Regions from separate parts of the Homo sapiens genome. Here region 1 is linked to region 2. A link is an interaction called in ENCODE POLR2A ChIA-PET data of the cell type or tissue named here. Cell type or tissue: Panc1. All regions are shown on one strand.

Evidence for each region. ChIA-PET counts read pairs that join two places held together with the same protein. Peaks named below come from ENCODE experiments on the same cell type or tissue, not always from the same donor. Only the 100,000 strongest peaks of a DNase experiment are listed, where the experiment ranks them.
Region 1: POLR2A ChIA-PET joins it to region 2 with 8 read pairs; 3 of 35 experiments call an interaction of 5 or more read pairs at or near these places.

What each region holds. Positions count from the first base shown.
Region 1 is chr1:117,304,373-117,309,372 of GRCh38, forward strand. All of the region lies in intron 2 of LINC01525 (long intergenic non-protein coding RNA 1525), which reads left to right. Among named protein-coding and RNA genes, the nearest start is that of LINC01525, 11 kb to the left of the region's middle. In Panc1, no CTCF peak of the experiment used is centred here; no DNase peak of the experiment used is centred here.
Region 2 is chr1:117,169,312-117,174,311 of GRCh38, forward strand. VTCN1 (V-set domain containing T cell activation inhibitor 1) reads right to left here. Exons shown (of 6, transcript NM_024626.4): 2 at 796-860. Among named protein-coding and RNA genes, the nearest start is that of VTCN1, 39 kb to the right of the region's middle. RefSeq lists enhancers at 2,242-2,804, 2,805-3,366. In Panc1, no CTCF peak of the experiment used is centred here; a DNase peak (open chromatin) is centred at 2,530.

The DNA of each region.
Region 1 (5,000 bases), 140 kb after region 2:
AATTAAAATAGGCCGGGCATGGTGGCTCATGCCTGTAATCCCAGCACTTTGGGAGGCCAAGGCAGGCGGATCACTTGAGGTCAGGAGTTTGTGACCAGCCTGGCCAACGTGGTGAAACCCCGTCTCTACCAAAAATATAAAAATCAGCCGGGCATGGTGGCACATGCCTATAATCCCAGCTACTCAGGAGGCTGAGGCAGAAGACTCACTTGAACCTGGGAGGCGGAGGTTATAGTGAGCCAAGATTGAGCCCCTGCGCTGCAGCTCGGGCGACAGAGTGAGACTGTGTCTCAAAAATTAATTAATTAATTAATTAAAAATTAAAATAGGCATAACATATACTATCAAAGAGAGAGATTATCGTATATTATTTGTTGTTGTTGGCTTTTTTTGTTTGTTTGTTTTTGAGATGGAGTCTCGCTCTTGTTGCCCAGGCTGGAGTACAATGGCATGATCTCGGCTCACTGCAACATCTGCCTCCCAGGTTCAAGCGATTCTCCTGCCTCACCCACCCACCCAAGTAGCTGAGATTACAGGTGCCTGCCACCATGACCAGCTAATTTTTGTATTTTTAGTAGAGACGGGGTTTTGCCATGTTGGCCAGGCTGGTCTCGAACTCCTGACCTCAGGTGATCCACCCACCTCGGCCTCCCAAAGTGCTGGGATTACAGGCATGAGCCACTGCACCCGGCCTGATCGTATATTGTTAACATGAAGTGAATACAATCATTTTTAAAAGAACCAAGCAAAAATACCAGGTAGAAAAAATATAACAGCTTAATTAAGGAAATTAAGTGAAGAGAGAAAAAGCAGAATAGATTCAGAAAAATTTGAATTTGTGAACACAAGATTCAGCTGAGGAACTTCACAAGGGACCAGGAAGAAAAAAGTGAAAAAAAATTAGAATAAAAATATTAACATCCATGTAATAGAAGTCCCAGAAGGAAAGACAAAGGAATTGTGGTAGATTGCAAAACTATGCTCCTCAGTGAATCTCACCTCTTACAATGCATGATCAATCCCATCTCACATTCATGCTGAACTTGATCATTTGCCTTATTTTGACCAGTGGGACATCAATAAATGTGATGCAAGCAAAAATGTGTTAAGTACATGTGCTTTGGGGTTGGGGTGGGATATGTGATCATGTAACTTACTTTAGCCAATGAAATACCAGTAAATTTGAAGCAAACAGGCTTAGTAAGCACTTGTGCCAAAAGCTGCTTTGACCATCTGAGGAAGCCTACTATAGCTTTCTTAAGGACAAAAGATCACATGGAGAGAGGGGCCTAGCCACTGCTGTCTAGATGAACCCAGCCCTCTGGATTCTCTTCAGCTGAAAGCAGCCACATGAGTATGGCCAGAGAAGAGCAGTGGAACCACCCAGCCAACTCACAGAACCACAAGAAATAACTGTTGTTCTTGCAAGCCACTAAGTTTTGGGTAATTTGTTATGTATTTAGCAATAGATGATTGATATGGGAGATAATATATGAGTAAAAAAGACCTAAAATTCCCAGAATAAAAGATTTTAGACGAAATAAATATTTTAGATAGAAAGACTAACACAATACCAAAAGAACAAGAAAAAAAAAAGGCAGAAAAAACCTCCCTTAGGATTTATAGTATAATTCCAAAAGGCAATTCTACAATCATGCAGAAAGAGAATATATGACTTACAAAGTAACACAAATACATTTGACATCATTTGTCTCAATTGTGACATGGGAATCAATATGTCAATGGAGTGTTATTTCCTTTTTTTTTTTTTTTTTTGAGATGGAGTCTCCCTCTGTAGCTCAGGCCGGAGTGCAGTGGTGTGATCTCGGCTCACTGCAACCTCCGCTTCCCGGGTCCTGGTTCAAGCAATTCTCCTGCCTCAGCCTCTGGAGTAGCTGGTAGCCGGGATTACAAGCACGCACCACCATGCCCAGCTAGTTTTTGTATTTTTAGTAGAGATGGGGTTTCACCATGTTGGCCAGGCTGGTCTTAAACTCCCTACCTCGTGATCTGCCTGCCTTGGCCTCCCAAAGTGCTGGGATTACAGGCGTGAGTCACCACACCTGGCATAATGGAGTGTTATTTTCAAGGAGTAAAAATAAAAGGACTTCTAACCTAGAACTAAACTTTCCCATTTAAATGTGAAGATTCAATAAAGATATTCTTGGGTAAACAAGGCTAAAGGAACTTTAACATGCAAGAGACATTCCAAAAAATACTCCTTGGCTAAAAACTAAAATTAACTCATCAACTCAAAAAGTTAAATACAATAAAGAAGAAAAACAAAACCAAAATTGTTTTCTTCAAAAAGATTTGTAAGATAGACAAACCTCTGGCAAGAGTAATGAGGGAGAAAAAGTAAGATACAAATAAATAAGATATAGAATAAAAATGGAAAATAACTAAAAATATAATAGATTTTAAACATAATGAAAGAATATTATGAGGAATTATATGCTAATAAATTTGATTACACAAATAAAATGGAGGCAGAACTTTCTCAAGCAAAATTATTGAGGCAAGAAGAAATAAAAAATTGGAATCAACTATAATCAATTAAAATAGTCATCAATAACTTTGTACCTAAATGTGCACACACGCACACACACACACACCCCTCTTGCATGCACACCCACACATGCCTCAAGTAAATTTTACAAAACTTTCAAGGAATAGATACTCTCTCTCTTATCAAAGATGTTTCAGAAAATTTTAAAGGCCTGAAAGTTACCCAACTCATTTATATATAAACCGGGTTCCAAAATTGAAAGGACACAAAAAAGCATCCTGTATGCTAGCAACAGCCAGCTGAAAAATATAATATAAACAAAATACTATTTTCAATAGCAACAAAGTAATAACATATCTAAGAGTTAACCTAAAAAAAGAACCTCATAGAGAAAATTTAAAAACTCTATTAAAGGATTTAAATGTTTATGCACAAATAAAAAGACATACCATGTTAATGAATGGGGAAAGTTCAAAATTATAAAGAGGTTATTTCTCCTCCAACTTAATCTGCCTACTGTAATTTTAATATTTTAAGATCTTAAACATATACATGGAATTAAAGTTTATAAATAGCTGGTAATCTTGAAAATAATGAGTTCATGACAAGAGGGAGAGATGACAAAAGAGAAATAGGGCAGAACTCACTGTGGCAGATATTAAGTATAGAACATAAAGCTGTAATAATAAATATATTGATATACTGGAGGAAAAAACACATGAAGGTGTACTGGAGACAAGGAGATCAGCTGAACTCTCAGATGATCACAAAAGTACAGGCAAGGAGTGATGAGTCTCAGCATTATCTTGGTAGACTAGCAGTGGGAACAGCACAGCAGGGTCTGTGAGATATATTTTATCAAAAAGCCTTGAGGATTTCCCGACTGAATGGATATAGGAGTGAAGGAAAAAAAAAGATTGAGTTGTGCAATGGGAGATGAGTCTGACAAGATGGATTAAAGATAGACTGTGCGGGATCCTTTATAAGAAGTTAATCTTAGAAAGGTTAAGTGTTGGGGCACATAGGAAATGAATCAACAGAGAAAGAGGCCAATTAAGCTAATTGGAGAAACACCCATTAAACTGTTGCAATTGTCAGGTAGGGAATGATGAAGGATGGAACTAAAACTGTGGGAACTGGGATGGGAAGCGGAGAGGTAGAGATGAGAGATATTTAAAATGTTGAATCTAAATGACTTGGTATATTAGTTAAAGTGGATAGCAAAAGAGGAGAAGGGTTCAAGAAAGCTCTGAGTTTTCTAGCTTTGTTAGGAGGTAGGTGGCAGCAGCCTTAGTCAAGGAAATTCAGGGGTCACCATTTCAGCCAGAAGTCAATTTAACTTTGAATATCCAAGTTTGGATGCTTCCTACAAACGGGTAACCGGAAAGGAAGCTCTGGAACTTCAGAGAGAGTTTAGGCCTGCAGATATAGAATCGAGCATCTGGCCAGAGTTTGGGAAAGTAATAGAAGCCATGGATATGGCCATATTTCACAGGAAATGAACATAGAAGAGGAAAGTCAGGTGGTCGAGTTCTCCAGGAGTCTGTGGTCCCAAGGCAGAATCCAGCACTGCCTTTGAGAGGCCCAGGGAATGCCAGGAAAAGTGAGAGCCACACTTGGCAACTGTCACATCACATCTGCTCTCTGTGGCATGGTTTCCTCACTGACTATCAGAATACATAAATATATGTAGCACATCAAACAGACAAATCCACTCTGCACAGATCTGCCTAAATATTTAGACAGAGCAAAGCAGTGACAGAAATGATTAAGAAATTGAAATTCCAGTCACTAAAGGTGATCAGTGAAACAGAGAACAACTCTCATTTCAACCTCTCGTCATCAGACCCATGGTTGACTTGTCACTTCCAGAATGAGGAAAGAATAGTTCAGCAAATGTGGGAGGCTTTGTAGATTTCTGATGGTGTGTGGGTTAGCCCTTAATTCTCCTTTGGTGAATTTTCTTCTTGTGGCATTCCACCATCAGAGGTTAGACTGGGGAAGTGAGCAAAGGACAGGGGATAGGTGCAGTTAAAAGAATATTGAATTTGGCACCAGAAGATTGAGTTGAAGTCCCAGATCCACGGGTTACTACCAATGTGACATAGCCTCCCTGAACCTGTTCTTATCTGTAAAATAAGAATGTTAATTCCTGACCTGCCTACCTCCCAGGGCAGGTGAGAGTCGAGAGCTAATGTGTGCCAGTGGTTTTTGAACTGTGTTCTTCAGGGTTCTGGGCTTCCTCTCTGAGACCATAGGTGCCACAGCTACAAGGGGGAATGAGCTTAAGAGGTATAACCAGAGGCAGTGCTTTAGCTCCCCCATGCCTGGCTATCCCAAAGCAGCCTGACTTTTATTTGTATCTGCTACTAAAAATACAGAGGGCAAACTCACTGCCCTGAATTAATGTTGGATGAAAAAGAACATGTGGCTGAGCGTGGCTCACGCCTATAATCCTAGCACTTTGAGAGGCTCAGGTGGGCAGATCACT
Region 2 (5,000 bases):
TACAGCGGTATCTGTTTCCTACATGGTACAGTAGTCATGACCAGTTGTCTCTTTACCTAAGACCCCTGTGTACAAAGACTTGATATTCTTTAACACTTCAGCTGAAGCTTCGTTGCAAAGAAATCATCTACCCAGGCCAACCGCTGACAGAATGGCTCAGAGGCAGCACTTCACCTATGATCCCAGAATGACATCTTCAGCACTGACTGATAGATAGACTACTGATAAACATCTCATTTGATTATCTCAACTAACTGGTGATGTTGACAGTATCTCCCCACTCAAAAATGAGGAAACTAGCCTGGGCACGGTGGCTCAGGCCGGCAATCCCAGCACTTTGGGAGGCCGAGGCAGGTGGATTGCTTGAGCTCAGGAGTTTGAGACCAGCCTGAGCAACATGGTGAAACCCCATCTCTACTAAAAATAAAAAAATTAGCCTGGCATGGTGGTGCACATGCCTGTAGTCCTAGCTACTTGGGAGGCTGAGGTGAGAGGATGGCTTGAACCCAGGAGGTGGAGGTTGCAGTAAGCTGAGATCATGCCACTGCACTCCAACCTGGGCAACAGAGCCAGACCCTGTCTCAAAATAAATAAATAAATAATAAAAAATGAGGACACTGAAGTCGAGGACTTAACTGACTAATGTAGAGAAAGCACAAGAAGTAGAAGAATGAATGCTATACTCTGAGGTTTTCTGGGTCAAAGCTCTGGGCTCTTTCCATGCTAACGCACTGAGTGATTAGGAGTTTAATGGTGAGGGGTGAATAGATTGTAGTAATGCAAGAAATCACATACCTGAAATACCAAAGCCAATGATGAGTGCAATTGCTCCAGCCAGAATAATGATGATGCTAATTATGCTACGGGAAGAGAGAGAGAAACAGAAAATTAGTTCTCCATTCCTCTTGATGTGCTGCTTTGCAACTGGGGTACAAATCTGTTGTGGATAAGATGAGTTACATAAAGCATCTCAACTTTTTCTTCCACATAAGCTTGTTCCTAGAAACGGGTACCTTAGAAAGGAATTTCAGCAATTCCATCCCCATCCCCCTGGGGCTCTGGGATCAATGAAAAGAGTGACCCTTGCCTCTGACTGTGCCATTTACTGTCCTATTTCCAGATCAGGGAAGACCATATATGGAGACTGTTGGGGCAAGAATGATGAAAACATTTCTTTAATGCCAGGTGCCACTTGAGAAGGACTGGTCCTGTTCCCAGCCTTCCCTGAGCATCACTGTCCACTCTCTTGTGTCATTTGTCTCCCTGTCTTATCTCCTTCCATAGACTTTAAACTCCATTAAGGACAATGGTCACATCTTCTTCACTTTGTACCCACTCACACCTCATCTACTGCACTCCGTAAGTCATCAGTGGGAGTCTGTTTTCTTTTATTAAAAAAACAAAAACAAAAACATATTTACTACAGAAAGTTTAGAAAATATAAACAAGCAAAAATGAGACAAATAAATCACCTGTAATCCCATCATCTAAATACAACCACTGTGTTTTGATATAATCCTCACCAATTATTTTTTATTTTATTTTACTTTAAGTTCTGGGATACATGTGCAGAACGTGCAGGTTCGTTACATAGGTACACATGTGTCATGGTGGTTTGCTGCACCTATCAACCCGTCATCTAGGTTTTAAGACCTGCATGCATTATTTGTCCTAATGCCCTCCCTCCCCTTGCCCCCAGCCCCCCTGACAGGCCCCAGTGTGTGATGTTCCCCTTCCTGTATCCATGTGTTCTCATTGTTCAACTCCCACTTATGAGTGAGAACATGTGGTGTTTGGTTTTCTGTTCCTGTGTTAGTTTGCTGAGAATGATGGTTTCCAGCTTCATCCATGTTCCTGCAAAGGACATGAACTCATTCTTTTTTATGGCTGCATAGTATTCTATGGTGTATACGTGCCACATTTTCTTTATCCAGCCTATCATTGATGGACATTTGGGTTGGTTCCAAGTCTTTGGTATTGTAAATAGTGCTGCAATAACCACATGTGTGCATGTATCTCTATAGTAGAATGATTTATAATCCTTTGGGTATATACCCAGTAATGGGATTGCTGGGTCAAATGGTACTTCTGGTTCTAGATCCTTAAGGAATCACCACACTGTCTTCCACAATGGTTGAACTAATTTACACTCCTACCAACAGCGTAAAAGCGTTCCTATTTCTCCACAGCCTCGCCTGCATGTGTTGTTTCCTGACTTTTTAATTATCAGCATTCTAACTGGTGGATCCTCACCAATTTTTAATGAACAGATTAACAAATGACACCCGGGAAACTAAATAAACAAATAAGGAAGTATTGCTTACATGTACTAAGTGCTAGAATTATATGGCAGACATGTTGTTCCAACCAAGCAGCATGTATAACTTATATCAATTATCCATTTAGTAACCTTAGGAGGAGAACAAATTTTATTGTCTCCATTTTATAGATGGGGAAGTGACACAGGGAGATTAAGCATCTTCCCTAAAGTCACACAGTTGGCAAGTGGCAGAGCAGAGATTAGAATTTGTCTCTTAAATCTGTACTCAACTCCCTCCAAGTGTACCAAGGGTAGGAGCTCACCGATGGGGCGTGTCCCTTTTCTTTGCCAAGGGGAACAAGCACTCCATGAGGGGTCACCTGCTTTAGCTCGTGAGAGTGACTCAGGCAGAGCAGAAGGCATAGGTCAAAGTGGTTCCTGGGAAGCTCGCCCGTTGCTGCCTGTCCTGGCGCATACATCATCGGTCAGACGTCCTCAGCCGCCCGCTCACACGGCTGCCAATTCACACGCTCCCAACACCCACGCTGATGTTACTCAATAGGCAGGACAAAAGAAAGGCACAGGGAGGCAAAGAACGATGCTATAGAGAGAAAAAAGAAACGCGGGGCTTTGCACTTTCTGCCCTGAATAGGCTCATTGTTCCCAGCCTCCTATGGCTCAGGAATGGGCCCACCAGACAGAAACAACAGTTCCCCTGCCGGCCAAGCCCTCATAAGGTGCAGCCACAAGGCAGCAAGCGAAGCTTTAAATAATAGGGCATCTGCTAAATTGATTCCAAGGGAGACCATATTTGGCCACTGCTCCTCTTTTCCCACACCTCAGTGTAGCCTCAGTTCTTACTGGTCCAAGAGAGTGAGAACAGCTAGATAAAGTCATAGCGAGAGGCACCATCTGCTGTCTTTGACTACTGACACAGGCAGCCGACTTGTGTGTGGCCTAGGGTTTTCATTTACTTTGGATAAAATACTTCATCGCTCTGAGGCTTATTTTTTTGTAAAATGGGAAACAGAGTAATTCCTGCTTTACCTATTATAAAGGCTGCATGTGTCCCCCCCCACATTCACATGTTGAAGTCCTAACCCCAAGTACCTCAGAGTGTGCCTTTACTTACTAATGGGGTCATTGTGAGAGGTGAAGCCAGCTGGACTTCCTAGGTCGAGTGGGGGACTTGGAAAACTTTTCTGTCTGAAGGATTGTAAATGCACCAATCAGCACTCTGTAAAAATGCACCAATCAGCACTCTGTATTTAGCTAAAGGATTGTAAACGCACGGATCAGCACTCTGTAAAATGGACCAATCAGCAGGATGTGGGTGAGGCCAAATAAGGGAATAAAAGCTGGGCACCCCAGACAGCAGCGGCAAACTCCTCCGGTCCCCTTCCATGCTGTGGAAGCTTTGTTCTTTCGCTCTTCACAGTAAATCTTGCTGCTGCTCCCTCTTTGGGTCTGCACTACCTTTATGAGCTGTAACACTTACCGTGAAGGACCGCAGCTTCATTCCTGAAGTCAGAGAGACCAGAACCCACAGGGAGGAGCAAACAACTCCGGAACAAACAACTCCGGACGCGCCACCTTTAAGAGCTGTAACACTCACCGCGAGGTCAGCGGCTTCATTCTTGAAGTCAGCAAGACCATGAACCCACCAGAAGGAATAAATTCCGGACACAATTGCAGATGTAGTTAGTTAAGGTCATACCAGAGTAGGGTAGTGGTTAATTCCTAATCCAATATGGCTGGTGTCCTTATAAAAAGGGGAAATTTGGACACAGATGAACACACACACACACACACACACACAACACCATGTAAAGATGAAAGCAGAGATCTACAACTCAAGGAACACCAAAGGTTGCCAGCAAAACTCCAGAATCTGGGAGAGAGATGCAATGGATTCTCTTTCACTGCTCTCACAGGTAACAAATCCTGCAGACATGTCCATCCTGGCCTCCAGCCTCTAGAGCTGAGAGATAATACATTTCCATTTCTAAGCCACCTGGTTTTCAGTACTTTGTTACAACAGCACTAGCAAACTAATACAAAAAGGTTGTTTCAGGATCAAATTAGATAATAAATGTGGCATTATTCAGAAAGGGCTATTCATACACTACTTTTTACTATAAATAAATTTTACTTATAAACTATTGCTGTAAGTTTATTATTAAAAGCTGTGACTTTTACGGGAGGGGACCTGAACAGCGACACTGAACAGATACCTGGGCCCTTGCCAAGAAGAGGGGGGACAATGGAAGTTGTGCATTTCGGCCAAAGCTCCTGAGCCCCTCCATCACACCAGGCCCACGTTTCCCTCGCTGTGAAAACAACCCTGCCATCTGTCACCAAATTCCCTATCAGGGCAGGAATCACCGTGAGGTTTGTTCTGAGCTAGTATTCCCTTGGGAAACAATTCAACTTCCAGAGCCTTGGAAAGAGAAGCAGGAACTACCAGAGCAGCTAAATTAATTCTTGCCTATTGCTTATTAATTTTTTAGAAAGATGAAAAAAATATTTCACTTCAGGGGTTCTTACATTGCTTTCTGATCTTTGCTTTCCCCTCAATGGTTTCCAATAACTATGCTGCAGGAAATTTTTAATGCAAAACTATGTCTTCTAACCACTGCATTGGGATTCACAGTGTACTTTTGGTACCCACTCATTACAAAAGGGCCCAAATAAAAATCAATGCTTTTGGAGGACTTGCTCATTCAGTAAACATTTATTA